2 separate regions of the Mus musculus genome follow, and region 1 is linked to region 2. The links are chromatin loops, found by intact Hi-C in ENCODE. Cell type or tissue: heart. All regions are shown on one strand. Links, peaks and the distances in the headings refer to the core of each region. The heading gives the core; the rest is flanking DNA. Region 1 overlaps Osbpl10 (oxysterol binding protein-like 10). Region 2 overlaps Osbpl10 (oxysterol binding protein-like 10).

Region 1 (15,356 bases), core at 2,650-10,649, 140 kb before region 2:
AGGTGTCCATCACAGTGTGTCCGAGGACAGATGCCACAGGAGGAATGCCACCGTTCAGCCACCAGGCAAGGAAAAAGGGAATGGGCATCTGTAATCAAGTGATGGACCGGAAGGAAGTGCATCAAGGGGAGCTAAGCATCCTTGTGTCAGGGTGACATGTGTCCCTAGTCCTGTCACAGACAGTGGCTTTTACCAAGCCCCAGAAATAGAACTTCAAGTAGTGGGGTTTTGTTTGTTTGTTTGTTTGTTTGTTTGTTTTGCTTTTTAATGAATAAATTTCCATATGAGTCAGGCAAGCTGTTGCATAGACAGGACTCCCCTCAGGGAAAGCTTCAAGGATTTCTGTCATCTGAGCGAAGCACCCACCCAGGAAGGAGACCCTTCGAGGCAGTTTCCCAAGTACCAGCCTCAGCTTCTACCTCCTGTCCATAAGTTCCCTCTCCCCCATCCATGTCACTAGGGTGCCCTTGCTCACCCCACAGCCAACAACCCATCCTCATAGAAGGTGCTAAGAGAGTAGGTAGGACACCTGGGCCCACTGGTCCAAATTGGCTATGGGCATTTGAATGCGTATAACCCCTTAGCATCATACAGATAGGATCTTCATTAAAAACTCAATCCCGGCTACTCACTAAGCATCCACTGTTCTCTGGATGGGAGATAAAGCCTCTTGACTCTTCCCCCTACTCCTTAGCCCACTCCCACAAGCCACAGGCTCACTACACAGCTGAGGGCGATCCTGCCTTCACCTCCCGAATGCTGAGACTTCAAGTATCCAGTGGTGCCAGGGAAACAAGGTGAGCTGTACCCCAGGCCCCATCCACAATTACTTCCTAAACAACACTGTGACACCTCTGACACAATCTGAGATCCAGTAGGGAGGCAGGATGGGGCGAGGCTGTAGATTAGGTAGGCCTGCTTCCCTGCAGAATCCTCTGGGTTTATATTAATTCAAGTGAGATCATGGAAGCCTACACTGCTAAGTAATAGCTCACCTTCTCTGTTCTTATGTAAATTAAAGCTCTCCACTCTTTACTACAGATGTGACTAGCTGCCTCAAGGCACTGTCACCTTTACTTGCCCACAGTGATGGACCGTGCTGGACTGTGACCAGAACTGTGAGCCAAATAACCCTTTCTCCCCTGAGTTGATTTTGTCCAAGTGTTTTATCACAGCCACACGGGAGACAAATCTAAGGTTGGCTTCAGATGGTCGCCCAGCCCCTTGCCTGCTTTCCCTGAGGGGACAGGGGTGGGGGCAGCACTTTAGGCAGAGGCCTCTCTGAGCTTTGCTCGCCATTGCCCCTCCCATGTGGCCCTCAGGAGGTCATGCTGTGACAGTACTCTATGGGGAGGCAGCAGGGAGACCAACCAACTGTGTGGGAAGAATGGTAGAGAGGCCCAGCCCCCTCCTTCCAGGCCTGGCTGGCTAGAAGGGTTTTTGAGAGGAGGGACACTGCAGGGGAAGTGTCAGCTACACACTTCTGCCCTTGTGATGGTATGAGATGTCAAGACCTTACTGGGGAAACACACACCTCAATTCCAACCCCCATCCTGAGCCAGAGCCACACTCTGTCTGTCCTGTGTGACCCTGTCTGTCCCACTGTCTCAACAATAAAAGTTGAGGTGACCTTAATCAGGGCTAGAGCCTGGTAGCAGGCCAGGGTTACCTCCGGGATGAAATACTTGGGTCGCCACGGTGTGCGAAGGGTCTCCCGTTTCCTCTCCTCCACCCTCTGCCTCTCCTCCAGGCGTCGTTTCTGCTCTGTGGCTGCGTCAATGTCCCCAAGCCTCAGGTAGTGGGTGACTTCCTGCCAGAGGTTCCTAGAAAGACGAACAGTACAAGGAGCCATCGGACTAGGCCAGCTACTGCCATGACAGTGGACAGACAGACATTTAGGCCCCTGTCTGTGGGAATCCAAGGGCCAGGGGTGGAGCCAGGGCTCCTTGGTTACACATCTGCTGTCTCCACACTACCTGTTCCCAACAGCAAGACTTCCTCATGCTCTGAGTAGAGCTCTGGAGGTGGAAGCTAATGGAAAGAGCAAGCAGAGCCCCCCATCCCACCCCACCCCAAGCACACCAGGGACAGCGGGTATACACAGCTCTTACCAGGCACCCCTATAAACATCTTAGAGACACTCATTTAATCCTCATGACCCAATGACATGGGTGGCTATATTATCAGCAACTGCATTTGATGGAGAAAACTCATGTCAAATGAGTGTGGGGGAGGGAACCTGCCTAAGAAAAGCCCTGAACACCCAGCTAGGAGGAGGGGGGATGGGAGGAAGAGGAAGTCAGGGGCGACCCCAAGAGGCTGTCAGAGTAGCATTTCCAGGCCTGCCTCTGGGATCCAAGACAGGGCTTTTGCTCAGCCCCTGCTGTTCATCAGGAGCTGACACAGGTGATGAGCAGGCGGAGCATCATCAGCCCACTCTACTGGGATCGTCTGCCAGGGGAAAAGCTGGCATCAAGGTAGAGCTCAATTCACAACACAAGTGACGCCAATGGCCTTTCTGACTACAGATAAGGGAAGCCTGGGACCCAGCAGGGATGACGGGGACTAGGGGCAGAGCAGCCACTCTTAAGAGCCTTAAGTGGAGAGCTCAGTTTCCCTAGAGTGAGCCTCATGCTGTCTGTGTGACTGTTTCCTGAGTCAGGGTCTTACAGTGTAAGATGGATGGTGTCTCAGCCTGGTTTCCTGCCTCAGTCTCCTGAGTGTTAGGTTACAGGGAGGTATGTGCCACCATACAGAGGAAGAAGAAAACAGCAGCTCCTCGCTAATTCTGGCTCCTCGCAGGGTTCCAAGTACCCAGAAGCTGACCAAGGAGCAGCTGAACGCCATCCCGGGAATGCCCCTCAGAGGCAGTGGGGCCTGGTGCCAACTACCTCCTTACCATACCCTTTTCTCTGCCTGCAGCCATGGTCCAACAGGGAGGGTGGGGGAGAGTTTATGTCTCTACACACAGAACTTGTATTTGCTATTCACCACTATGAATGACTCTGGCTGGGTTTCTAACCAGTACCCAGGAAGAGGGTACCAAGCCTGACTACCTAAGTTAGATCCCAAGAGTCTACCTGGTGAAAGGAAAGCTATCCTCTGATCTCCACGTGTGTGCTGAAACACACACTTGCACGTAAACATAAAGTGAATACAGAAAAAAAAAAAAAAAACCTCTTTTTTGGTAAATCAGTCAGGTTTCAGTTGGACTCGTGAGCCACGTTGGCTTAGACTGAAATATCAAAATAGCAACTTCTATGATCAATCGGCTTGTGGAGCTATATAGCTGTCACATGACAGCATATAGTGGACATACTAATTAAGTAGATAGTTCATAATTTACTTAACCATTTTCCAGATGCCGGGTATGTATATAAATGTGCTACATCGACCCCAGTAGAATCTGTGTGACAAGTTCTACACACTGAGGTGACAGACTTCAAAAGAAGGAGGTCTCCTGGAACCAGCTGTGGAACTCTTGGCCAGAGCAAAATATTGAGCCGTAGTTCTCATGGCAATCTATCTGTTTTGTTTTCTCTTATTCCTTTCCTTATTTACAGTTCCTGGTAGCCTAGGCTACAATCTTAAGCAAGAATAATGTGCAAGAACCAGTCCTTGAGATGGGGTCACTAACATGACCTTATCTCTGGGGAAACCAACGTTTTACTTTACAAATCACTTACAGAATTATATAATAGTATTATGACAGTTCCCAACAATAAATTTCATATGGCTACACATGTGTTATCGGAGGAGGGCTTTGGTACATGGTAAAGAAAGCCTTAAATAAAAGGAATTAAAATAGTTTAAATTTACACACTGGAGATTTATAAAAAAATTAGGCATTAGATGTTAAACAATAATTGACCATAAAGATTTACTAACCTGCTCTTGGAGATCTGCCACTAGCCTCAGATGACTGCCCCACTGATTTTACCCTTTCAGAGTTGTAACGCTTGGGAGATTCCTATTAATCATGATGTCACCTGTTCTACTTGTGATTCACTGAGTGCATCTTTTCAGAGTTGTAACGTTTGCTTGATTTTTGTGCTTTACTGTGCCAAATGATAACGATGGTATTTGTGATTGCTTCACTGAACACATCTTCTAAGAGTTGTAATATTTGTTCTTTTAATGTATAAAAACCCCTGCTTTAGACTGCCTCTGTGTTTGTTTTTGTTTGTCACTGCCGAATCCTTACCCACCTAGACTTCGAGGACCCTCATTCCAGGGACCCCCATACCCAACTGGGGTGGTCCGTGGCATAAATGGTTTCTCGTTCTTGAATTGTTTTCTCAAAAATAAACATGTTTGAATCTTTTCTGAACTTAATAATTTCCCATGCCAACAGATAGATTCCCTAGAAATAGAAGACAGGATTAAAGTGAGCTCACGTGTTTAAATCTAACGGTCCCTAAGCTGCCCCTGCTTCTCCCAGGAGCACGGGATGTGTGCAGTCGACTCCACTGCCCGTGCCAGCACTCAATATTTTAAAAATAGCTGTCAAGGAAAAGAAAAGTCTCTCTGTTTCCCTGCATAGTTCTTGGAATTACCAGCAACTCTCAGATTAATTTACAATCCACCAATAATCCGGCAGTGGACAAACTTTTTCAGAACAGGCAGCACACATCTGCCAGATGGCGGATGGTCACCCACTCTGTAGCTGCAGAACCACCCGAGTGATCTCTACATGGGTCCATCCCTAATGGACGAGGGGTGTTTCAGTGGCTAACGGAAGCACACTCGCATCCTTTGCTACTAGCTATGCTGCTTAAGTTTCCCACAGATCCCTCGGCCAAGGAGGGGACAGGCATACCTGGACTCCATGGGCCCCTGCTTCTCCAGGGGTCTAAGCTTCTTAGGATACACAGGCAGGGTGGTTGTGTCGATGACTTTGGTCTCCCCGTTGCTGTAGGTGAACTCCAAGGTGCCATTCCACTCCCCATGTGCTTTACAGACGATGGTGTTGGTTGGGTTGTGTTTCACTTCAGCTGTGACCCTGAATTAATGAGAAGGTCAAATGAATCAAAGGGGGGTCCGGGTCCCTTTTCAATGGGCAGTTTAGGGAGAACGGGCTGGTTTGCAGTCTGGCCCAAAGATTGGGTCTTAAAAGAAGGTATAGTATTCTTGATCAGAACAAGAAAAGAAGATAGCCGGGTGTGTGGGCTCACGCCTGTAACCCCGCGCACTTAGGAAACAGAGGCAGGATAATCTAGGCAAGAACGAGGCTAGCCAGGGCTAAGCAGATAGACTTTGAACCAAAAAAGAGAACAGAAGAGACGGAGAAAAGGAAAGAAAAGAGAGAAGAGCAAAACCCTGAGATAAAACCAATTCAGGTCTGAAGACAGATCAACAGTAAGAGCCGTCAGCCTGCCTCACTGCTCCGAGAGACAAGCCCGGTGGTTATAGAAGATGCCTCTGTCACGGGCATGACCCAACAGTAAAATATATCCTCTCCTCCCCAAAACAGCATCTCCTAGTGCTACATTTCTACCATGGAAAGAGTGTTGGAAGAGCTTTTCCATCCTTAAATAAGGTCTTTGGTTCTATGCCAACCATCGTGGTGCAAAAGCCTGTATAATCCCAGCATTTGGGGCAGAGGCAGGAGGATTACAAATTTAAGGCCTGCCTAGGCTATATGGCAACTTGTCTCAACAACAAAAGCTACAGCAAACAATCTAATCCCCAGGAGGTCAGTTCTGGGTGGGGATGAAGAACGGGTTGCTCACAGTCCGTCCAGTCCATGTATCTATCCACCCAGTACCCACACACTCCGCGATGAAGGCTGAGCCAAACCTGGCTTCACGGCACTGCCTGCTAGCTCAGGGCAGTACCTGCGGACTCAGCAATACCTGGCTGACCACCCTCAAGCTCGTTTTTAAAGCCCCTGGGGAAGACTGGTAAGATGGCTTACCATGCCAGCCTGGCAACCTGAATGAGGTCTCTAGAATCCATGTAAAGGCGGAAGGAGAGAGCCAGCTCCACAGAGCTGTCCTCTGACCTCCACACATACACCATGGGCACAGCCCCACACTCATGCATGTGTATACACAGTGAAGGAAATAAAGACCTCTGCAAACTGCCTTCCTACGATGTTAGGGGAACTCGGGGCTCTCTGAGTGGGAGGAAATGCTCCTGGAGCCGCGTCCTCTGCGCCCAGTGGTCCAGCTTGTGCTGAGTTTCCAGTTTGCCTTTTTTATTTTCATTACATGTATCGGGGGAGAAGCATATACAGGCTGAATCTAGGTGTCTACGGAGATCTGAGGTGGGTGGCTTGAAGTTGGAGTTACAGGTGGAGTGAGCCATCCAATTATGGGTGCTGGGAGCTGACCTCTGGTCCTCTGCAAGAACAGTAAGTACTCTTAACCCCAGAGCCATCTCGCTACCCCAGGTTTCCAGTTTTCAAGTGTAGGCTTCCCTCGACCTGAGAGCCGTTCAGGCTCCTTGTAGGCATGCCTGGCGTGCAGAGTTAGTGGGCCATGCCAGCAATGCTGTGTACTGGGCTCTCCACAGGGAACACTCTGGCTGCAGGGCTTCTGATGATCCCTCTATTGTCTTTCAGCTGCCAGTATAACAAATGAATGCTGGGGAGAAAGATGCCCAATTAGCATAACTCCAGCGTACTGCTGTGTGTGTGTGTGTGTGTGTGTGTGTGTGTGTGTGTGTGTGTGTGTGTGTGTGTGTGTGTGTCTCAAACTAACACCAGCCCGTTGCTAGAAACAGCTAGGGATTTGAAGTCCGCACAGTGGTGGGCCTGCCCCAATCATGGCTATAGAAAAAGGCTGCCCTTCCTCCAATGGTGACCTTTCCCTTAGTTCAAGACCTGATTTTCCCTAGCTTCTAAGGACAGTGACATAGCCAGTGGCTTACACACCTAAGACTCCAATGGGGGCTGCCATAATGCCTGCACTTGCAGAGGGCTGCACTAGAAAGTGGAGGGCTAAAAGGCCATTTACCCTCTGGGAGTCTCCTGTGTTACCATGGACGCCCCATAAATGAGTGGGGAGACCCCAAAGCCTTCCCTATGAAATGAAGGAGAGAGGTGTTTCTTCAAACAAGACTGTTCACTCTGTCTTGATGGTTGCCTCTTTTTTTTTTTTTTTTTTGGTTTTTGGAGACAGGGTTTCTCTGTATAGCCTTGGCTGTCCTGTCCTGGAACTCACTTTGTAGACCAGGCTGGCCTCGAACCCAGAAATCCACCTGACTCTGTCTCCCGAGTGCTGGGATTAAAGGCGTGTGCCACTACGCCTGGCACCATTTATTTTTTATTTTTTTATATTTTTGGACAGAGAGTGCTGGGGAAATGAACTCAGGCTTTTGTGCATGTCAGGCAAACACTATGCAGCCCCCAGCTCTTGACATTTTGGAGGCAGGGTCTTACTATGTTACCCAAGCCTGCAGTGTGCTGGGTAGGCCCAGGCTGGCCTGGAATTTGAGTGTCTGCCTCCAAAGGACTGGGCTTATAGTTAAATGGTATAATGCCTGGCTAGGACCCCATCTATTTTTTTTTTTTTTCGAGACAGGGTTTCTCTGTGTAGCCCTGGCTGTCCTGGAACTCACTCTGTAGACCAGGCTGGCCTTGAACTCAGAAATCTACCTGCCTCTGCCTCCTGAGTGCTGGGATTAACGGCATGCGCCACCACCACCCGGCTGTTTTTTGTTTGTTGGTTGGTTGGTTTTTTAAATTATTGTCCTTTTTTGTTTTGTTTTGTTTGAGACAAGACCCCATGTCTTCCAAGCCTCCCTAAGCATCCAAGGATGACCCTGAACTTCTGTTTCTCTATTCTTGCCTCCAAAGTGTTGGGATTTCAGGTGGGCCTACCACACCTATTTCTTCCCAAAGGGTGAGGGGACTCAGACGCAAAAGAAAAACACAGCCAGAGTGCTGGCCACTTCCTACCTGTGGACTTTCCCGCCGTAGAAGGGCTTCGTGTGGAACGTCACGGTGGCAGAGTACCCAGTCTTGGCACAGCTGATGTTGACCTTCCCTCCAAGCTCCACCCACGGCACGGTGAGGATGGAGCGGGCGTAGGCACTGGGCAGCGTGAAGACGTACTCTTCCCCGTGGTCCAGAAGTCGAAGCACACCTCCAGGAGAGAGGGAGAGTCGGGCAGAGCATGAGTGGGCAGAGCATGAATGGGCAGAGCATGAGTGGGCAGAGCATGAATGGGCAGAGCATGAAGGGTGGGCACACTCAGGCAGGAGATCCAAGATGGCCTGCAACACATGCCTGCCATGCCTCTCACCTCAACAGAGCTCTCTGTTCACCGCCCTGGGTGCTGTTGTCTGCACCACATGAAGCTCTGAGAAAGACCACGAGCAAGGAAGATCTGCTGTCAGCTGGGTGGGCATTAATCACTGAGGAAAGACACCACAGTGACGACGATCAAGGCAGTAGGGGGATGGTGGACGGTGCCAAGGACAAATTAATGTAGAAAAGGGGCGTGCCTCAAGGAAGAAGCAATTCCCCCGTGGTGACAAGAAAGACCGAGGAAGGGACCTTTGTGAGGGAAGAGATTGAGTGCAGAGGTATGGAGGATGAGCAGATCAACAGGAAGGGAATGGCTTTAGTCTTGCTCCAGGGCAGCTAGTGTATGAGAGGACCCCGTGAGCAAGCACCTCGCCCTGCAGGTCTCTCCCTGTTCCCCTTCAGTACTGAGACAAGGACACCCACCATCAAGGCACCAGGAGCCTACATGGGTGACAACTCCATTCTTTAGCTGCATATACATGACCAAAAGTTGTTTGTGATGTTCCTTCCCAAGGCTCCTGGTTCTCCAACCAACAAGAGTAAAGGCTGGTGCCAACAGTCCTCAAGGGGACTTGGTGCCCATTGGTCACCAGCCTCCTGGGAGCTCCTTGCATGGTGCCCCTCGAGCGTCACCACCTCCCAGGACAGTAAGGATCATGGTTTCACTGTAAGCAGGGGACAACTGATGCTGCAGACAGAGCCTAAGGGGCACTGCCAGTCCCTATCTCTCCTGAAATAGACAAAGATCTAGACATGGGAGGAAGTCTAGGGGAGGGAGAAGAGAGCCTGCACACGCACAGGGAGCGTGGTAGGTGGGACACAGAGGTCTGGGTACAGACCATGAGGAAGAGGGTCTGAGGCCTCATCATCTCAGCCACACACTCACATCATCCATAGGGGAATGGGAAGATCTACATTCACGTCATCTATAGGGCAATTAGATCATCAATAGGAGAATAAGATGCTACACTCAAATCATCAATAGGAGAAAATGTTACACTCACATCATCAATAGGGGAATAAGATGCTACAATCAAATCACATCATCAATAAGAGAATGAGACTCCACCCTCACTCCATCCTGGCCTTGCAGAAGGCTCTAGCCTGAACATCTGTCTCCCGGAACATCTGTCTCAAAGCTTACCTTTGTGCATAGCATCCACAAACTGGGCAACTTGAGAAGACAGAAGGCAAGAGCTGGGGTAGAAGACTGCAAAGAGACGTCACAGGGTGTGCTGGTCCACACCTGTCACCCAGAGGCTGAGGCAGGAGGACTGAAAACTCAAGGCCTACCTGGGACACAGTGAAACCAGGGTCTACCCTGTCTCAAAGGAAAAGGAAAAAGGCCACCAGGATGTCCCTGTCACCCCTCGGTTCTACTTCTAAGTTCCTTGACTCCCCAAGCACTGGCCATATCCCTAGAGAGGGGTTCTGGCAGGGACGAGGCCCCTGGGACTCTGGAAAAAGCTTCGGTCACTTCTAGGCCCCCATACGCACTGTGGGTGTTGATGGCTATGTGCTAGTTAGGAGAGTCAGTTCTCATCATAGACTGGCCTGATGGGTCACTTGGGAGGGGAGTGATGACTAGGCTGGCCTGTGGGAGTGCCTGTTTTAATTGGATTAGCTGAGGTGGGAAGGGTCATCTGGACTGTGAACAGTGCCATGCCACGGGCCGAGGTTCCCAACTGAATGAAAAGAAAGTAAGGTGATAGCCATGAGTCTACTGCTCCCTTCTGATGGGGAAATGGTGTGTGTGTGACCAGTTCTCTCAAGCTTCTGCCACCTGTGATGTTCCTGCCATGGTGGTCTGTAAACCACACAACTTTTCTCCCTTAAGTTTCTCCTGTCTGTATTTTACCACAGCAACAGTGAGAGACACTAAGGCAGTAACTGCCTTCCGGAAGGGCAGCTTGTCTCCCTGATGCCACAACCTCACCACCATGTCTACTGTGGCCCCACTGGAGGGCTAAGCCTTCCTGACCTTAACCAGGACATCCGGATATTCATCCGCTTGCAGAAACCCACACCAAGGGCAGTGCCAGTCATCTGTCAGATGCTGGTGAATTGAGCCGCCTGAAGGAGTAGGCTTTCTAGAGCCCATTAGCAATACGGAGATAAGCAGGCCTGTGGCGCTGCATGAAGCAGGCCGGAACCTAATGGTGGTGGTCTCTCACAAACACCTGTACTTCATCTACAAAGAGTTGCCGCTGCTGGGTATAATGGTGCAGGCCTCTAGGCCAGCCTGGGCTACATAATGAGCTATAGGACTACAGAAAGAACCTCCCTTTTAAAAACAAAAGGAAAAAAAAACGTAACAACAAAAAAACAGCAAAAGGACACACTCTGTGGGGAATTTAGAATAAGTATGAAAATCAGATAGAATAACCCGAATACCAATTTTTTTCTAATTTTTATTTATGTATCGTGTGTGCATGTGTGTGTGTGTTGAGGGGGTGGGGGGTGGGCAGTGTGTATGGCAGCCAGAAGATAACTTGTGGGAATCGGTTCTTTCCCTTCCACCATGTGGGTCAGTTAACCTTGGGTTTTGGGGGCTGCCTCTAGCCTATAGAGTCATCTTGCTGGCGCCGCTTTTTGTTTTTCAATGAAGATAGATCGAATTGCTCTGTTTCTAACTGCAGACCGAGGGACACAAGTCAGTGCCAACACAGACCTCCCTCTGGGGCCTTCGCTTCCAGTGAGCTCTCCACTAGGCCACACAGCTGTGGAGACCCAGCCTTGGGCTCGCTGCCCAGGGTGGCACTGTGGCCTGACTCGGGGAAAGACTGAGTGCTGGAGGAGGAGCCTGACTGGGGAAGAGCACAGGCCCAGAAGGAAATGCCTGACCTCACCTCCTCCAGGGCAGGCCCAGGCAGACCTGGCTGTACCCTTGGAAGGACTTGAAGGTACCAGGGCCAGGCACCATTCTGCCCTTGCTTAGACCCCCCTCACATGGTCCTGAACCTGTGACATTCAGAACTTTCTGGAAGTGTCTCGGATTCTGATTTCCCATCCAGAACGGAAGGTTGTACGCTGAAGAAATCCTCAGCACGGGAGATCAGACAGGCTGCCCTCCACACACGGCTTCCTCAACACTCTGCCCACAAATACCACTGGCTCTATTAACTCTCCCCAGATCCTGCCTCAAGGGATGCGCTTGGGTCTTCACTCAGAAAACCACAGACAAGGGCTCTGTAGGTCACCTGTGACCTCCAGGCCCAGACACCAGTAGTCAGATCTTATCTTCTTAGAGATGATCAACATGGCCTTCCATAGCTGCCTACCGCTCCCATCCTTCTGTGGTGGCCTCCCTGCCTCTGCTACCCCTCCATACCCCTCCCTGTGGAAGGACAGCAGGGGTCAGGGCTCATACAGCAAACCCCTTGGCCTTTACATGACATAATTTTACCTGGGCCAGGGATTCCCCAGGCAGAGTGTAAGCTCTCCACAGGAGCACCATACTTGACCAGCAGTGACCCTACATTCCCTCCGTTCCCTCCCCACTCGGATTGGAGCTACGCATCCTTTGAGCTGCTCACAGCAAAAACCTCAACGAGGGTCAGCAAGGTAGCTCAGCAAAAGTACCTACAGGTAACGGGAGAGTCGGGAGTTCAATCTGTGGGTCCAAATGCTTAGAAGGCTGACTCCTGACTTCCATATGTTCACTGTGCCTTGCACACTTGCATACATGTATCATATTTATACACATACACACACGCACACATACACACACACTGTGTGTGTGTGCTATAATTAAAAAGAAATCATGGCATTGGTAAAGAACCAGATGTGGTGGCCAAAGCTTATGAAAGTCAGGGCCAGCCTGGGCTACGCAGTGAGGATGAGGGTTAATACAATAGAAAAGACTCTCTCAGCAAACACCCCTCCCCCCTAAAAATTATAAACAGAAAGAAAACCCACCTCACAATGATGGGCACACCCCCTCAGCCTTCCCCACCTCAGAACACAATAGGACTGTTACAGGTTAGACCTTAATAATCCCCTAAAGTTCACAACTGATGGCCTGAGTTCAATCCCCCAGATCCACATGGAGGACAGAGAGAACTCATTCCTGACAGGTTGTCCTCTGACCTGCACATGTGCATTATACACATAGACATAATTAATTACATGTAATTATAACAGTTTTAAAAATTATATAGCAATAAACCATGCTGATGGCCTGTTTATACATGGAATGGCCTATTCCTTTCCCTACAATTTTTTTCATTTCTTTTCAAGACAAGAGTTTCTCTGTGTAGTCCTGGCTGTCCTAGAATTCACTTTGTAGACCAGGCTACCCTCGAACTCAGAGATCTGCCTGCTTCTGTCTCCCAAGTGCTGGGACTAAAGGTATGTACTACCATTCACAGCTAACCTACACCTTTTCAAGACTCTCACAACACTGTGAATGGCCCCCGGAGGCTCATTTATTTGAATGCTTGGTCCCTAGTTGTTGGACTGCTTAGGAAGGATCAGGAGGAGGTGTGGCCTTGGAGGAGGAGGTGTGTCTCTGGGGGTTGGGCTCTGAGGTATCAAAAGCTCAGTCTAGCTCTCTCTGTCTTTGACTTTCAGATCAGGTGAGCTCTCAGCTACTGCTCCATCACCATGCCTGCCCCCCTGCCCACCCTCCTGCTGCCATGCTCCCATCATGGCCTCACCTCTGAAATTATAAGTAAGCCCCCAATTAAATGATAAGTTGCCTTGGTCATCATGTCTCTTCACAGTAATAGAACAGTGGCTAAGACACCTAAGGGTACTCCAGGTGCTGCCCACCACCTCATTTACCAGAAAGAGAAAAAGGGGGATGATTTAGTGACCTTTCATGATGTAACTAGGGAAGTCAACCACACACACACACACACACACACACACACACACACACACACAGAGAGAGAGAGAGAGAGAGAGAGAGGGGGGGGGTATGCCTGTTGCTAAGGTGTTTGAGGTCATCTTCCCAAGAGCTGATGCCCATATGTGAAAGTGACACCTCTTTTTCTATTTTCTTTCTTTCCCACACTTAAATTAATGTTTTAAATGTCTTGCTAAACTCCAGACCTGTTTAATACTGGCTGGACCTGAAATTCTTTTCCTCAAAGCAGCGAAGAATCCTGGTTTGACTGGAGTAGAGGTCTGGGAAAGTATTTCTCAGCTGCTCCTGGGGCTCCTGGGGCGCCAAGCTCCGCCTCACACCTTACTCTCCATGCCCCATCTCAGGGAGGCACTCACAAGCAGCCTGCCCCGCCCCTCCCAGACCACTCCCTGTCTCTTTCTTTATGGCACTTAGTTCTCAACACAGAACTCAGCTGACGCCGGCCCCTCTTGTCTGTTCCCCAGACACAGAATTGTAGCACAGCTACAGGGACTGTGAGGGATCTTCCTTACTTAGTCAAGTATCCGTCGGTCCTAGGACAGTGCCCAGCACCTGTAAGTGCTCAGACAGCGAGCTCTCCCAACAGTGGAGCCGCTGAGAAGGCTCAGCAGGTAAAGATGCTTGCCACCAAAGCTGAAGTCCGAGTTCGATTCCCCAGAATCCACATGGTGGAACGAGGGAACTACTTCCTGCAAGTTGTCCCACTCCCTCTACCTTCATCTTCCCTCCATACATTCTCTCTTCCCTCTCCCTATATATAGATATATAGAATACATACACATATAGGTTATAGATATGTGTATATGTGTGTATGTACACATGTAGAATATAGATATGTATACGACGGGTCTGAGGAGGACTCTGGAGAAGCCAAAAGGCTGAAAGTAAAATTCTGTGGGTATCTTTTGTTTTCTTGTTTGTTTACTTTTGTTCTCTAGAATGGGAGTTGTAGGATCTCAAATAGATCTGTGACTTAAAAGGGAGTTAAATAGACATGAGACACCTCGACTTAACAGGGCTTGAGGGTTTCGCCACACAATGAGCAGTGCTCTTCCCAAGATAAGAATGTGCTGTCATCCACCAGCCTGTTCTCACTACAGCGGTCCCTGCACAGAGCCAAAGACTTGGCTTGAGGGATTCCTATGAGCATCTTTAAGCAGGCGACTCTGTAATCTTCCTGGTCTGGGAGCCAGAACACTGGTGAGGGTGAACACATTTACAGCCATATACTCATGTGTGATCACACATGTAGGGCCAGCCCTAACATCCATGGTCCATTGGAAGAAGGAAGATTCTAGAAGGCTGAGTGTGCAAACCACGTGGTGTACGATGATACAGGAAAGCAAGAACCTGTGACCCATCCCTTCCACCCATCACTTGGGACCACTGGGAAATCAGCCAACCTGGTCCGTCATCCACCTCTTCCCCACCCACCCCCACCCGCCATTTACAAATAAAATCCACACACAAAGCAACCGTTGCTCATCTCAGTGCAAAGGGTAAGACTCCAATTCACTAAGTTGGCTTACCTTCCCCTATCATAGAGACCCCCACGGACATGCCCATGAACTTGCTTTTGGTCCATACGTGAGTGTTGACACACAGTCTCTTCTCCTTGCACTCACAGTAGAAGCAGGAGATGGGCGGATGATGGGATACCTGCTCAGCCACAAACCTGAGCTTATAGCTTTTAGAAGGGTCATCGGCCATCGGATGCTCGTGAGCACTAATGGGAGGGTGGGGGGAAGTCCACTTCGACTTGACTCTGTCCTTAGGAACCTCCCAGGAGCAGTGAAAGGTCTCGCCGATGATGGGGTTGTAGGGCTTCTTGGCCAGGGTGCCTTTGCGGCCCTCGTGGAAGGCCGTAAGATAATACTCCACGAAGCTAATGACTCTCTCCTCTGGCGTCGCCCCGGCAGTGATGGCCAGCAGCAGGTCAGGGTGCGCCATAAAGTCTGCGTACATCTCCAGCAAGGACCGCTTCTCCAGAATGAACGTGGGGAGCACCACCTGCACCAGGGACACAAGGAAACAGGGTTTGTGAGAGCTGGTGGGCGGGGCTACACAGCCAGAGATCCTGAGAGCTGGTGGGCGGGGCTACACAGCCAGGGATCCTGAGAGCTGGTGGGCGGGGCTACACAGCCAGGGATCCTGAGAGCTGGTGGGCGGGGCTACACAGCCAGGGATCCTGAGAGCTGGTGGGCGGGGCTGCAGCCAGGGCTCCTGAGAGCT
Region 2 (15,356 bases), core at 4,261-12,260:
ATTTATCAAAGAATAAAGTAAGTTTGCATATCAGAAGGCTAGCTGAACTTATTTAAGTATATAAAAAATTAAGCTTTAGTCAAATATTTGATACTGTGGGACACGGCAAGGTCTGATGGTCTGACTTTATAAGCGTTAATTCTGAGAATGTCACGTCAGTTTTTTAAAATGGAAGAAATGTGTGGCTCAGTGGTTAAGAGCACTGGCTGTTTTTCCAGAGGAGTTGGGTCCCATTCTCAGAACCTGGTCACAACTGACTGTAACCCAGCTCCAGAGAATCTAGCGCCCTCTTCTGGCCTCCATGGGTACCCACACACATGTGCACATGAGCACACACATATGCTTAATTAAAAATAAACCTTCTTTCAAAAAGTGGCATTGGCTCACAAATTTTAGTATAGGGCAGCTCAGCTCTGGGTTAATGGCTGACTGCCCCTAAGCCAACAAGCTTGGAGTAGTTTAGATTTTAGGCTTTCCCAGATGCTGGATCTGCACATACATATGGATTTAGTCCAAGCCTGAGCAGAAAATGTATAACTCTCTCTCAGTGTATAAGGCACTGTCTTATACATCATACCTTGGGTATAGACTGAATAACTTTCTACAGTATTTTTAGTACACTGGTGTGTGTGTGTGTGTGTGTGTGTGTGTGTGTGTGTGTGTGCGTGTGAGTGAATTGCATATGTGAGAGTTGTACACATGTGTGCTTGCATGTGGAGGTCATTGCACACATGTGTGTGGAGATTTGGAGTCGATCTCAAGTGTCGTTCCTCAGGCACTGTCTTATCTTTGAGTGTTAGTTTGTGGGTTTGCTTGTTTGTTTTGCTGTTGTTGTAAGCCCCAGGGATCACCTGTCTGTGTCTCTTCAGCGTGTGGGTGACAAAGGCACACCACCACGCCAGTTTCTGCAGCTTGAATTCATGCATGCTTTACAAAGCGACCCATCTCCCCAACCCAGCAAGCCTGCATTCTGGCTGCAGTGCGCGGTCGGGTGGGGCATTCCAGCTGTCTGCGGGACATTTCCAGCTGTCCAGTTCTGTTGGCATTCAGAAAGTTTTAGATTAAGGAGCTCTTGAGACTAGATATACCTTCATCTGTCACTCTAAAGACAGCCTGGCCCACCAATGATGTGCGGGGAAAGCAGCTGGGCTTCCCCAATCACAGCAGTTCTGCCCTGCCAGGGGCCCCTGAGGCAGTACGTCACTGTCACCACAGCGGCGGAGCACTCGGAAGGAGAAAATTGAACGCTTATCTCTCCCTGCATGGTGGAACAGAAGAGATTTCTCTTCATTTCTCCTTGTCCTCAGAGATGAGACTGTTGAGGACTCCAAATTATTCATGTTTTAAAGAGAATTTCATCTTGTGTTGAAATCTAATTGGATTTGTACAGCTTTCACTGGCTTGGTAGCTGTGGGTCTGTTGGATCAGCCGGCTTCAGTAGTTGTAAGAAGGTGGGGTTCAGGAGCAAAGAATGTGGAGAAGCTGGGGAGATGGATCAGTCAGTAAGGTGCATAAGGTTCCAAGATAATCTCCAAAACCCACATTTTAAATACTCATAGTCATCATCATCATCATCATCATAATAGTAATAATAATAATAACAACAACAATAATATAAAATAAATCTAAAAGCTGGGCATGATGGTATGTGCTTGTAATCACAACACTGGGAAAACAAGTGGACCCTTGAGGCTCACCAGCCAGATAGCCTAGCCTACTTGGCAAGCTCCAGGCCAGTGAAAGAATGGGTCTTTTAAAAAATTAAAGGGCGAGGAGCTGGAGAGATGGCTCAGTGGGTAGGATGCTTATTGCTTTGAGGTGTTCGGTGTTATTTGTCAATATGCCTGTGAGGGAATTCTCTTCATTTCCTCAGTTAGGTGGGAAGAGCTGCCCACCGTGGGTGGCGCCATCCCCTCGCTGCCATCCTGGACGGTGGAGAGTGGAGAAGGAAGCTGAGCGACACTGTGTGTACACCCCTCTCTGGCTCTTGTCTACAGATGAGACAAGTTTGAGCAGCAGCTTCAAACTCTGGAAGCCCTGATGTCCCCACCATGATGGATATGCCCTGGAACTGTGGCCCAAAATAAGCCCTTTCTCCCTTAAGTTGCTTTCGTCAGGGAAGTTTGTCACGGCAGCTGGAAAAATGGCAATACGCTATACAAGCATGAGGATCTATGTGTACAACCCAAGCCTTCAAGGAAAAAGCCAAAAGGGCCAGCCACACACATCTGTACCCCAGCACCATGGAGGGTAGACAGAAGGAGAAGGGGGTCCTGCTGGCTGCCAGCCTAGCTCCAGGTGCAGTGAGAGACCCTGCCTCAAGGGATACGGCAGAGAACAATGAGCAGTACACCTGATGGCCACTGCTCTGGCTTCTGCGTATGTGCATGCACACAAGTACAAAAATGTCAAAAATCAATAAAAGGTGGATGATGTCTGTCTGAGGAATGACATCCAAGATTATCCTCTGGCCTCTGCACACATCCACACCATACAGTGTGCATCCTAAGCCAGACACAGACACAGACACAAAGAAATCTGGGGATGGGGATCTAGAGAGATGGCTGCAGTAAAGCACCTGCCACCAAGTACTGTCAGCCTAGGTTCAATCTCCAGGACCCACGTGGTCAAGAGAGCGAGCCAATTCCCTAGAGAGGTCCTCTACCACCACACAGAAACTGTACACACACACACACACACACACACACACACACACATAAGGGGTAGAGAGGAAGGGAAAGGGAAAAAGAAGAAGGAGGAAGAGGAGGAGAGAGGGGGGAGAGGAGTAAATTAATTAATTTTAAAAATAAATCAAGAAAACAGGAATACACATATCTTTCCAGAGCCAGGCTAAAAGAAGTCATATTCTTGAGCCTTAGGGACTGAGAGAGAGGTTTCAAATGCTTATCCAAAAATGTGGGGGACCACAGGAATGGCTTCATCCTCTTGAGCCAAATTTGAATTCCAGGAGCCGCCTTCCAAGTCAACTTCCAGGTCTTCCCAGTCCATCTGCCTCCTGCTCTCTGACCTCCAGCCGATCTACGGAAGCCAGCTGGAAGACGTGCGACAATCCTCGGGTGGGTTCAAGTGTGAGACAGAGTAAATACCGTACGGGCAAACTTTGATCAGTGAAGCTCATAGGTGTGTGACAGCATCTGTCCATAGGTGGAGAGCTGGGTTAAGGCTCTACAGCAGTGGGTCTCAACCTTCCTCACGCTGTGGTGACTCCCAACCCTCAGATAATTTTGTTGCTACTTCATAACTGTCATTTTATACTGTTATGAATCTGATATGACGACTGTTATGTTACAGGTTGAGAACTGCCCGTCTACAGGGGTGCGAAGAATTCCCCAGAGGGGGATCAGCTGCACTCGGCCATACCCTTCCATCTTCCTCTTCTTACTGAGGATCCTTCAGGGTTTCCTCACTCCACTGCCTGGAGTCTCAGCACGGCAGGCAAACCCTCAAGCACGGGCCCTGTCTTCTGGGGCATTGTGGGATAGCAGGCCCTGCTGTAACGACTCGTGCTTTCGCAGGCGACCTCTCTCAGCAGCTGAGCCTCTTCCTCTCTCTGCCACCAAGATTCATCTTTGTTGGTTCCAGATGACTTAGCAGTAGATTTCACTTTTATAACCCCCCCACCCAGCAAATCTTCTGAGAACTATCCCAATATACATTTTTCAGATGAAGGTTCAATACAGATATCACAAATAGAACAAAGCCTTGGAGGCTCATGATGGGGTGGTGTCTGGGACACACGTCACCTGTGGTACTGGGGACCAAACACAGGGTCTCATGCACGCTCAGGCAAGGGCTCACTCAACCGAGCATCCTTTCCCTGTCTTTACCCTGTGTTTTCTGACAGGGCTTCATTACGCTGTCCAGGCTGGCCCTGAACTCACTCATGTGTAGCCTAGGTAAGTGCTGAATATTCAATCCTCCTGCCTCAGCCCCACCGAGTAGCTGGGACCCCATGTCTGTTCCACTGAGCCAGGTTAGAATCATATCTTTTGTTTTAAGATAGAGTCTCATGTAGTCCAGGCTGGCCTCGGACTTGCTATGAAGCTGACCTTCCTGCCTATATCTTTGAAGCACACAGTTTAGCAGCGTTGGGGTGGGAGAGTCAACCAAAGGCAACAGATGCGTCCTCTGGACATGTGAACAGGGGAAGGGGAGGTTAAGCCCAGAGAGCTCGTGGTAGGTGGAACAGTGCAAGATTGTACCTCTGAGCAGGTACCGGAAGTCCACTGAGAAATTCTGTCTCTCCATGGTTTTTCCACTCTAAGTCCAAGGACTGAGTTAGGACACTTACAACAAAGCATCAATCCCCCTCTGTCAGAAAAACAAACAAACAAACAAAAAAACAAAAACAAAAACAAAAAAACAGGACCCAACCAAAGTCAGCATAATGTAGAGAAGTATTTATTCCGAAGCAAACAAAATGTAGACATAGCAACTGTTAGGATCTGAAAGAGCTCTCCTAATCTGTATATTTCACCACCCAGTGAGCAAATGCAATAAAGATCTTACTCCAAAGAATTTGAAACAGAGAAATAAACAGGTGGGCACAAACCAACGCAACATAATACCAGTCACAATATCCAATAGGTAGAGACCACTCAAGTGTCTATGGACCAATGAAGGGACAATAAACAAAATGTGGTACATCCATTCAATGGAATATTATGCAGCCATCAAAAATGATAGTGATAAATGCTATAGGGCTCTGAACCTAGTAATGTTGAACAAGACAGGCATAAAAGGCACAGGTTATAGGATTCCATTTCTACAAAGTAGACAAAATCAGTGAATCCAGAGTCAGAAAGTAGATGTGTGGTTTCCAGGGACTCCAGACAGGGAAAAAAAAACAAAAATGGAAAGTAACCACAGTAACAGGCACGGGACTATATGAAGGGGATGAAAGCTGCTTAGAGCTAGACAGACATAGTAGGCGCGTGGCACTGTACTAAATGTCACTGAAATGTCCCGTCTGGAATGGCTAATCCTGTTACTTGTATCTCATCTCATTTTAAGAAACCATGTGAGCTTATGCTGTGTGTGAGTTTGCCACGATCTGCTTGTGAGAGTCAGAGGACAACTTGCAGTTCTGTCCTTCTATGATGCGGGTCCCAAGGATCAAACCGAGGTTCTTAAGCCTGATAGTAGGTGCTGAGATATCGCACAAGGGCTTTCAAAAAAATACAGGATCGCATGTAGTCCAGGCTCAGACTCACTATGAAGATGAAGGTGATCATGAACAACTGACCTTGCCTCCACCTCCAAAGATGCTGATAATACAGGTGAGCTCGCCACACCCCGCTCCAAGGATTGATTCCTTAGCCTCCTCAATTCAATAATATAAGGTGCTGAGCCGGGTGAGTCTCACGGAGAATCCTAACATGGCCTGTCTACCTACTCCTCCCATCTCTGCCCAACTCATCCTGAAGGGCTCATCTTCACCTCGCAAGGTTTATGAAGAACAACAGAGACATTTCACAGAAAGGCAAGCCATATTTCTCCTCATGTAGTCAGGAACTATATACCCAGAGCTACCGGGCAAACACGCATCCTAAACCACCAATCAAAATCCAATTGAGTAAGAGGTCCCCCAACACAATAGTCATAAGTATTTGCATAAGCTATGCCAAATTAACATGGCTGTTACAAAGATGAGACCACTATGTCTTATGTACAGTGGTATTATTGTTGTTTTTATCTTATGTGTATGGTGGGTGTGAGCACACGCATACATGTGCACCACATGTATGCAGTACACACACAGGCCAGAAGAGAGTGTCGGATACCTTGGAACTGGAATTACAGACTGCTGTGAGCCACCATGTGGGTGCTCGGAATTGAAACTTGGTCCTCTGTTAGAGCAGCAAGTGCTTTTAACCACTGAGCCATCTCTCCAGTCCTTACTATGACTTTTTGAAACAGTGTCTCTCTATGTAGCCCTGGTTGTCCTGGAACTTGCTATACAGAACCAAGCTGGCCTCAAACTCAGAGCTCCACCTACCTCTGCCTCCCGAGTGCTGGAGGTAAAGGCCTGTGGCCCCACGCCTGGATGCTCGGATTACTTTTATAATAGAAACAGGTTGAGCAGTTGAACATCAGTTCAAAGCTATCATGGATTTTCCTGTGTATTAGAAAAACTGAACCTCAAGAAACAAGCATGGGGCTTGGATGAAGATGTTCTCTACTGTTTTACCACACCACAGCCTCACCACACCGCAGCCTCACCACACCATAGCCTCACCACACCACAGCCTCACCACACCACAGCCTCACCACACCACAGCCTCACCACACCACAGCCTCACCACACCACAGCCTCACCACACCACACCACAGCCTCGCCACACGGCAGCCTCACTACACCACAGCCTCACCACACCACAGCCTCACCACACCACAGCCTCACCACACCACACCACAGCCTCACCACACCACAGCCTCACCACACCACACCACAGCCTCGCCACACCACAGCCTCACTACACCACAGCCTCACCACACCACAGCCTCACCACGCCACAGCCTCACCATGCCACAGCCTGACCATGTCCCCACACCACAGCCTCACCACACCACAGCCTCACCACACCACAGCCTCACCACACCACAGCCTCACCACACCACAGCCTCACTACACCACAGCCTCACCACACCGCAGCCTCACCACACCACACCACAGCCTGACCATGTCACCACACCACAGCCTTACCACACCGCAGCCTCACCACACCACAGCCTCACCACACCACAGCCTCACCACACCGCAGCCTCACCACACCACACCACAGCCTGACCATGTCACCACACCACAGCCTTACCACACCACAGCCTCACCACACCACAGCCTCACCACACCGCAGCCTCACCACACCGCAGCCTCACCACACCACAGCCTCACCACACCACACCACAGCCTGACCATGTCACCACACCACAGCCTCACCACACCTCAGCCTCACCACACCACAGCCAGACCATATCACCACACCACAATCTGACCACAACAGCTTCACCACACCACAGCCTGTCATTGTCATCACACTACAACATCACTGCTTAACCAAACAACAGCCTTTTTCAGGTTCAATCTCATTTCTTTCTTTTTCTTTTCTTTTCTTTCTTTGAGAAAGAGAGGAGAGAGAGAGAGAGAGAGAGAGAGAGAGAGTGTCTCTCAGCCTATAGTCAGGCTATCCTGGAACTCACTATGTAGACCAGGCTGGCCTCAAACAGGTGGTGATCCCCCTGCTTCAGCCTCCTATCAAGGGATGACAAACGAGAGTCATCACTCTCAAGCTGACAGATAGACACACACACACACACACACACACACACACACACACACCCCACTGACATGAAAAAAAAATTAAGACCTATTCTGAGGAAAATATTTAAAAGTAATAAATCACAAATATAGAAATATAATCCAGAGCAGGGAGGGGGGCAGCATCGAGCTTCAAGCACTATAAAAAGCAATTTGAAATCCCTCCTCATGTAGATTAAAGTAAGTAGGAGACAGAACACCCCCTGCCACACGAGAGCACAGAGGTCGGCGGCAGCGCCCACGGGGACGCTCCAGCACCTTCCGCAGGTATTGCTGGCAATTATACCATGTGTCACGATTTATAATTAATGCTCTTAATGCTATGGAACCCATCGCCGACTAGTCTCTCTGAAAATATCAATTGACTTGCCAGGAAATGTCTCTGTGACATGCACAAGGGAAAATTCTCCACCCACTTTACAGGGTAGGAAACCGAGATAGTTGAAGAGGAGAAATGGCTTAAACCAGCAGTGAGCTGGGGTGACAGACACAGGCCACCACTCGCAGCAGCTGACAGATCCTCACAATTCAAGGCTAGCCTGGTCTATGCAGTGAGTTGGCCTTGACTATAAACTGGGATCTGGGGTTGGGGGACGGGGTGAGGACAGGATGCAACATGGACCAGCAGCTGGAATGAAAGCAAGCCTGAAGAACGCCATCTTGTGGTGTGAAATGGTAAGGCTACTGAGACCCCACATGCTTTACAGACAAGTTCAAGGCCAATAAAGAAGGGGAGGTGGGAAGACGTCACCTTTTTCTTTTTTCTTTTTTCGATAGGTCTCACTATACAGCCATGGCTAACCTGGAATCTGCTATGTAAACTGGGAACTTGGGATAATCCCGCTGTCTCTGTAGCCTGGCACCAAGAACGAGGCACTCACTACCACTTCTGGCTCATTCACATGTCCTAACTTGCGAACTTGACCTCCCCCACTGGCGTTTTTTTATCTAGGTGTTACACCACAGGGGTCACCCAAGCGCTAACCCCACAGCACGGGCTTCAAAACAGAAAAATCAAGGCAGGTGTCCAAAGTCTGTATAGAGAAAAAAAGTATAAAGTTATTTTTTTCTCAATTAAAATGTCAGCTCTCTAATAATATCCTTTTGTATTTCAAACACCAAAATCTAAAGAGGCTCTTCTTCAGGCAAAGTCCAGAAGTCCTGAGGTACAAAGGTTTCTTCCTCAGCCAGACAAGGGCAGGTAAGTTTAAGGTCAATGCCTCCTTAGCCCCACTCCCCAGTAGAGTCCCAACCTCAACAGTTACCTTAGGGGAGGACCACGGGCCAGAGAACCCGCAAGAGCTTCTGTCTGCATCTGACCTCAGAGGGATGAGGCAGGAGGAGGCCCGGCTGTTGGTTCTCACCACGGCAGAGTGGGTACACCCCATGAGGAGAGCCAGAAGGCCCAGAAGTCAATGCCCTGTCTGGGCAGGCACCAGGGGCCCAGGCTCACAGACCTTTCTCTCTGTGTGCCTTCTCCACAGCGCTGATGCGAAACAGAGTATAGAGTAGATAAAAACCCAGCAACAATGCAAGACATACATATGGCTCCTCTCAGATGGACGCAGAAGAGTCTCTGGCTGCAGATTCCAGAGTCTGCTAAGCAGCCGGATGGCGCAGGACCGCCACAAGAAAGCGCCAAGCCTCGAATGAGAACCTCTGGCGACTTTTATCTGCATCCCTCCCGGGCACATGATGGATAGACTGTCACACTTCTGGCAAAGAGAGCGGGGCTTTTCCCAAGAGCAGAATCTCAAGTACACAACAGCCTCCCCGCCCCCCCCCCCAGCTTGCTTCCCTGGTATGCGCTGAAACACCATTTCCCAGCAGCTGAGAGTTGGGGTGGGGGTGGGGTGGAAGGAAGCACAGACAAGTGGCTGCGGGTCTCACTTCTGCCCAAGCCAGAGGAACACGCTGAGGCTCAGTCCCTTTGCCTATAGACCTGCCAAACAGGGCTGTGGCCTGGATGGCTCTCCCTGCCTGGGAGCTCTCAGCAGGCTAGTTTGTGGTCATGTCTGGTTAGGGGTGGAGGTATGTGCTACCGCCATCTAGTGGGCACTAGCTACAGATGTTGCTGAATGCCTCACCAGGCTCAGGAGAGTCCAAGAGCATCCATGCCGAAGTGAGAAACCCATACCACCAGGGAGAAACCCTGATGAGGAGCAAGAACGCTTGTGAAAAGAGCTGAGAGTGAACCACCATTCCCTACAGAAGAACATGTTCTGTGCTTCTTGCACGTGCTACCTCCATTCAATAAGAGTTTCTCCTGACTTTAGGGCTGGGGAGGTCGTTCTCAGCTACGCAGAGAGTTTGAGGCTAGCCTGGGCTATCTGAGACCCTGTCTCAAACAAAACCAAACAAAACCTACAGTCAATATTAATGAGAATCCAAATGTCGAAGCGATGAAAACAAACAGATCTACTGATCTCTCTTCCTCAGGACACAACTCAGATGGGGAAGGACAGACGGACTGGCGTGTGTCTCACAGATCTGGCTCTGGGATTACAAACTCAACACTCTATTAACTTTACCCACGCCTTCCTTTGCTTGTGTGACTTACAAGAGATATATTATTTACAAAACTGCTTTCTGGGCTCAGAAAGGTCAGTTTCCTTCTACATCCCAGGAGGCAGACTGCACTCTAACTGGAGGTCACCCCAACTTCTGCCCATCTGGGGCCACTGTTTACACACTCATGGGGAGCCTCGTCTACCCTGCTTTGATGGATCAGGGACCTGGATTTAAAACATAGACCCTAGCCGAGTGTGGTGGCACACGCCTTTAATCCCAGCACTTGGGAGGCAGGGGCAGGTGGATTTCTGAGTTCAAGGCCAGCCTGGTCTACAGAGTGAGTTCCAGGACAGCCAGGGCTACACAGAGAAACCTAAAAAAACAAACAAAAACAAAAAAACAATAAAACATAGACCCTGAGATGGAGCGATGGCTCAGTGGGTAAGAGTACTTACTGCTCCTCAATAGGACCCACGTTCAATTCCCAGCACACACATCTAGTGGCTCAGAATCACCTGTAACTCCTGCTCCAGGGCATCCAGCACCCTCTCGGACCTCTGCCAGCAGGGCACTCATGTATATAACCGCCCCCCAACACACACACACTAAAGTCTATACCAAAGACTCCAGACATGACATCAGAATTCTACCTTCACTCTCTTATAGAAAATACAGGGTCTGTAGAGAGATGACCCAGTGATTAGACACTGGCGTTCTTCCAGAGGACCCAAGTTTGCTTCCCAGCACCCACATGGCAGCTCACCATCTATAACCGTGAGGCCCTAGGATCTAATACTAATACTCAGGCTAAGCCCTTCTGAGCACATAATCGCCACCACAGATTAGTCTGAAATCAAACGCATGCAGAATCCGGGTGCTTCTGGCCGTACTCACTGGGAGCTACAGTAGCAGCTCTCCATGCCGTGGTTCTGAACACACAGTGTGAGTGTTCCCACTGTTCACACCATCATGCCACGCAACGCCAGGGAGAGCCACCTGAAGCCCCTGGACTCAGACTTGAGAGTACTAAGATTGTGTAGCAGGTACGCTTTGACCATGGTGGTTTTACTGAAACACTGTAGCAAGTTTTCTGAGCTTACAAAATCATAACGGTGGTGTAAGCCACCATGGTGGCCCATGCTTTTTGATCCCAGTACTCAAGAGGTAGAGGCAGGCAGATCTCTGGGAAATTCAAGACCTTCCTGGTCTATGTAGCAAGTCCCAGGGCAGCTAAGGCTATATAATGAGACACTGTCCCAAAAATAGATAGATAGATAGATAGATAGATAGATAGATAGATAGATAGATAGATAGATAGATAAGAGAATACACTACCATAATAGCTTAATTATGGAAAACTAAGACTTCCAGTAGTTTCCTGACAGTGATGCTTGGCGTGTAAGCATCACTGCGTCTGTGGATTGTACAGTGTTGCAATGTTTGAGCTTAAAAATTACTATTTGACTTGCTGGTTTCCATTTCATTTTTTAAAAAAAATCATTAAATGAATTTGGGCTTGAGATGAGGACAGAACACCCAATAATTCCCGAAATGGCTCCAGATATACTTCTGCCTACCATACCACACACTTATGCAGAGTGACATCCTCAGTATTGAGGACTATAAAATCAAAAAAAAAATCAATCAACTCTGAAAACGATGAATCTGCAGTTTCAAATAGTCAGCCGAGTATAAATTATTTATGTGAACATGTATATCCATTTCATTAGTGCTGAGACGACGTGGCTAAGTGCTCAGCCCTAAGTGACTCGTTCGTCAACTTGTCCAGCTCAGAGAAGATGGTGGGTGTACTGGCTAGTTTTGTGTCAACTTGACACAGCTGGGGTTATCACAGAGAAAGGAGCTTCAGTTGAGGAAATGCCTCCATGAGATCCAACTGTAAGGCATTTTCTCAATTAGTGATCAAGGGGGAAAGGCCCCTTGTGGGTGGGACCATCCCTGGGCTGGCAGTCTTGGGTTCTATAAGAGAGCAGGCTGAGCAAGCCAGGGGAAGCAAGCCAGTAAAGAACATCCCTCCATGGCCTCTGCATCAGCTCCTGCTTCCTGACCTGCTCGAGTTCCAGTGCTGACTTCCTTTGGTGATGAACAGCAATGTGGAAGTGTAAGCTGAATAAACCCTTTCCTCCCCAACTTGCTTCTTGGTCATGATGTTTGTGCAGGAATAGAAACCCTAAGACAGTGGGAGACAGGGTGGAAAGATTCTGAGAGACGGCAGATGGGAAGGAAGGCTGTACTCACAAACTCACAATGGCCATCCATGAGAAAAGACCAGCACAAGATGGAGCCTGTCTACATTCCAGCAAAGATGAAGCAGAAGCCCACACCCTCCCGGGAGGAAACCACTGGTAGTTGAGGGCATTGTGGACAGACAGTTATGTTCTTCCATGTTGAAGCCGAGGTAACTTGTCTGTGCTCCAGCAAGCAACGCCCCGACCGTGTGCACACAGGCAACCTGAGGAGACTCAGTGAGTCACAAAAAGTCAGGGTTTCTGAGTTTTTCTCTTTGAGACTTGGATTCTGTTTATGTGTTTGTTTGTTTATTCCGTGGAAACATGTGCATGTGGGTGTGGGTGTGGCTGTAGGCTAAGGACAATTTTCTGGAGTCGGTTCTCTGCTTTCACAATGTAAGCCCTGGGCATTGCCCTCAGGTCGTCGGGCTTGGCGGCAAGTTCCTTTACCCACTAAGCTACTCCACCCACCTAAACGCACAGAGTTAAGACTTCAGGAGAGGCTGACGTTGAAGGAGTGTTGGGAGCCGCCCCCACATTCGCCGTTACAAGATGGCGCTGACATCCTGTGTTCTAAGTGGTAAACAAATAATCTGCGCATGTGCCAAGGGTATCTTATGACTACTTGTGCTCTGCCTTCCCCGTGACGTCAACTCGGCCGATGGGCTGCAGCCAATCAGGGAGTGACACGTCCGAGGCGAAGGAGAATGCTCCTTAAGAGGGACGGGGTTTTCGTTTTCTCTCTCTCTTGCTTCTTGCTCTCTCTTGCTTCTTGCTCTCTCTTGCTTCTTGCTCTCTTTTCCTGAAGATGTAAGAATAAAGCTTTGCCGCAGAAGATTCTGGTCTGTGGTGTTCTTCCTGGCCGGTCGTGAGAACGCGTCGAATAACAATTGGTGCCGAATTCCGGGACGAGAAAATCCGGGACGAGAAAAAACTCCGGACTGGCGCAGGGAAGATCCCTCATTCCGGAACCAGAACTGCGGATCACGTTTATAAAGGTTCCCGTAACACAGACTGTTGAGAAGGATTCAACTGCCGAATTCAGAACTCATCAGCTGGGGAACGACGGTGATAAAGGTTCCCGTAAAGCAGACTGTTAAGAAGGATTCAACTGTATGAATTCAGAACTTTTCAGCTGGGGAACGAGAGTACCAGTGAGTATGTTTGGCCTTGAATTTTTTCTGGTGTTAGGAGCCCTTTTGTTCTTTTTCACATGTTATCAAGTGATTAAGATAGGGCTGAAAATTCTAGAGGAAATTCAGGACAAGCTATCAGAAGTAAAGCGGGGAGAGAGAGTAGGAACAAAGAGAAAGTATGGTACACAAAATAAGTATACAGGCCTTTCCAAGGGTCTTGAACCCGAGGAAAAGTTAAGGTTAGGTAGGAATACCTGGAGAGAGATTAGAAGAAAAAGAGGAAAAAGGGAGAAGAAAAAAGATCGATTAGCGGAGGTCTCTAGGAGATACTCGTCACTAGATGAGCTCAGGAAGCCAGCTCTTAGTAGCTCTGAAGCAAGTGAAGAATCCTCCTCTGAGGAAACAGACTGGGAGGAAGAAGCAGCCCATTACCAGCCAGCTAATTGGTCAAGAAAAAAGCCAAAAGCGGCTGGCGAAAGTCAGCGTACTGTTCAACCTCCCGGCAGTCGGTTTCAAGGTCCGCCCTATGCGGAGCCCCCGCCCTGCGTAGTGCGTCAGCAATGCGCAGAGAGGCAGTGCGCAGAGAGATGCGCAGAGAGGCAGTGCGCAGAGAGGCAGTGCGCAGAGAGGCAGTGCGCAGACTCATTCATTCCCCGAGAGGAACAAAAGAAAATACAACAGGCATTTCCAGTCTTTGAAGGAGCCGAGGGTGGGCGTGTCCACGCTCCGGTAGAATACGTACAGATTAAGGAAATTGCCGAGTCGGTTCGTAAATACGGAACCAATGCTAATTTTACCTTGGCGCAGTTAGACAGGCTCGCTGGCATGGCACTAACTCCTGCCGACTGGCAAACGGTTGTAAAAGCCGCTCTCCCTAGTATGGGCAAATATATGGAATGGAAAGCGCTTTGGCACGAAGCTGCACAGGCGCAGGCCCGAGCAAACGCAGCTGCTTTGACTCCAGAGCAGAGAGATTGGACTTTTGACTTGTTAACGGGTCAGGGAGCTTATTCTGCTGATCAGACAAACTACCATTGGGGAGCTTATGCCCAGATTTCTTCCACGGCTATTAGGGCCTGGAAGGCGCTCTCTCGAGCAGGTGAAACCACTGGTCAGTTAACAAAAATAATCCAGGGACCTCAGGAATCTTTCTCAGATTTTGTGGCCAGAATGACAGAGGCAGCAGAGCGTATTTTTGGAGAGTCAGAGCAAGCTGCGCCTCTCATAGAACAGCTAATCTACGAGCAAGCCACAAAGGAGTGCCGAGCGGCCATAGCCCCAAGAAAGAACAAAGGCTTACAAGACTGGCTCAGGGTCTGTCGAGAGCTTGGGGGACCTCTCAGCAATGCAGGTTTAGCGGCTGCCATCCTTCAATCTCAGAACCGCTCCATGAGCAGAAATAATCAGAGGACATGTTTTAATTGCGGAAAGCCTGGGCATTTTAAGAAAGATTGCAGAGCTCCAGATAAACAGGGAGGGACTCTCACTCTTTGCTCTAAGTGTGGCAAGGGTTATCATAGAGCTGACCAGTGTCGCTCTGTGAGGGATATAAAGGGCAGAATTCTTCCCCCACCTGATAGTCAATCAACTGATGTGCCAAAAAACGGGTCATCGGGCCCTCGGTCCCAGGGCCCTCAAAGATATGGGAACCGGTTTGTCAGGACCCAGGAAGCAGTCAGAGAGACGACCCAGGAAGACCCACAAGGGTGGACCTGCGTGCCGCCTCCGACTTCCTATTAATGCCTCAAATGAGTATTCAGCCGGTGCCGGTGGAGCCTATACCATCCTTGCCCCCGGGAACCATGGGCCTTATTCTCGGCCGAGGTTCACTCACCTTGCAGGGCTTAGTAGTCCACCCTGGAGTTATGGATTGTCAACATTCCCCTGAAATACAGGTCCTGTGCTCAAGCCCTAAAGGCGTTTTTTCTATTAGTAAAGGAGATAGGATAGCTCAGCTGCTGCTCCTCCCTGATAATACCAGGGAGAAATCTGCAGGACCTGAGATAAAGAAAATGGGCTCCTCAGGAAATGATTCTGCCTATTTGGTTGTATCTTTAAATGATAGACCTAAGCTCCGCCTTAAGATTAATGGAAAAGAGTTTGAAGGCATCCTTGATACCG

What was found. A loop is a pair of places that touch in the nucleus more often than their neighbours do. Peaks named below come from ENCODE experiments on the same cell type or tissue, not always from the same donor. Only the 100,000 strongest peaks of a DNase experiment are listed, where the experiment ranks them.
Region 1: a loop joins it to region 2, with 2.0 times the contacts of the local background. A loop is called at or near these places in 2 of 42 quality-filtered maps.

Annotation. Positions count from the first base shown.
Region 1 is chr9:115,216,327-115,231,682 of GRCm38, reverse strand. It overlaps Osbpl10 (oxysterol binding protein-like 10), which reads right to left. Exons shown (of 12, transcript NM_148958.3): 8 at 14,654-15,134; 9 at 7,904-8,090; 10 at 4,820-5,002; 11 at 1,670-1,823. Among named protein-coding and RNA genes, the nearest start is that of Gm26962, 24 kb to the right of the region's middle. In heart, for the core only: no CTCF peak of the experiment used is centred there; no DNase peak of the experiment used is centred there.
Region 2 is chr9:115,082,469-115,097,824 of GRCm38, reverse strand. The region is part of intron 3 of Osbpl10 (oxysterol binding protein-like 10); the gene reads right to left. Among named protein-coding and RNA genes, the nearest start is that of Gm4665, 96 kb to the left of the region's middle. In heart, for the core only: CTCF peaks have their summits at 8,000 (motif pointing left) and 9,391 (motif pointing left); a DNase peak (open chromatin) is centred at 9,334; H3K4me3 peaks cover 497 bases; H3K27ac peaks cover 894 bases.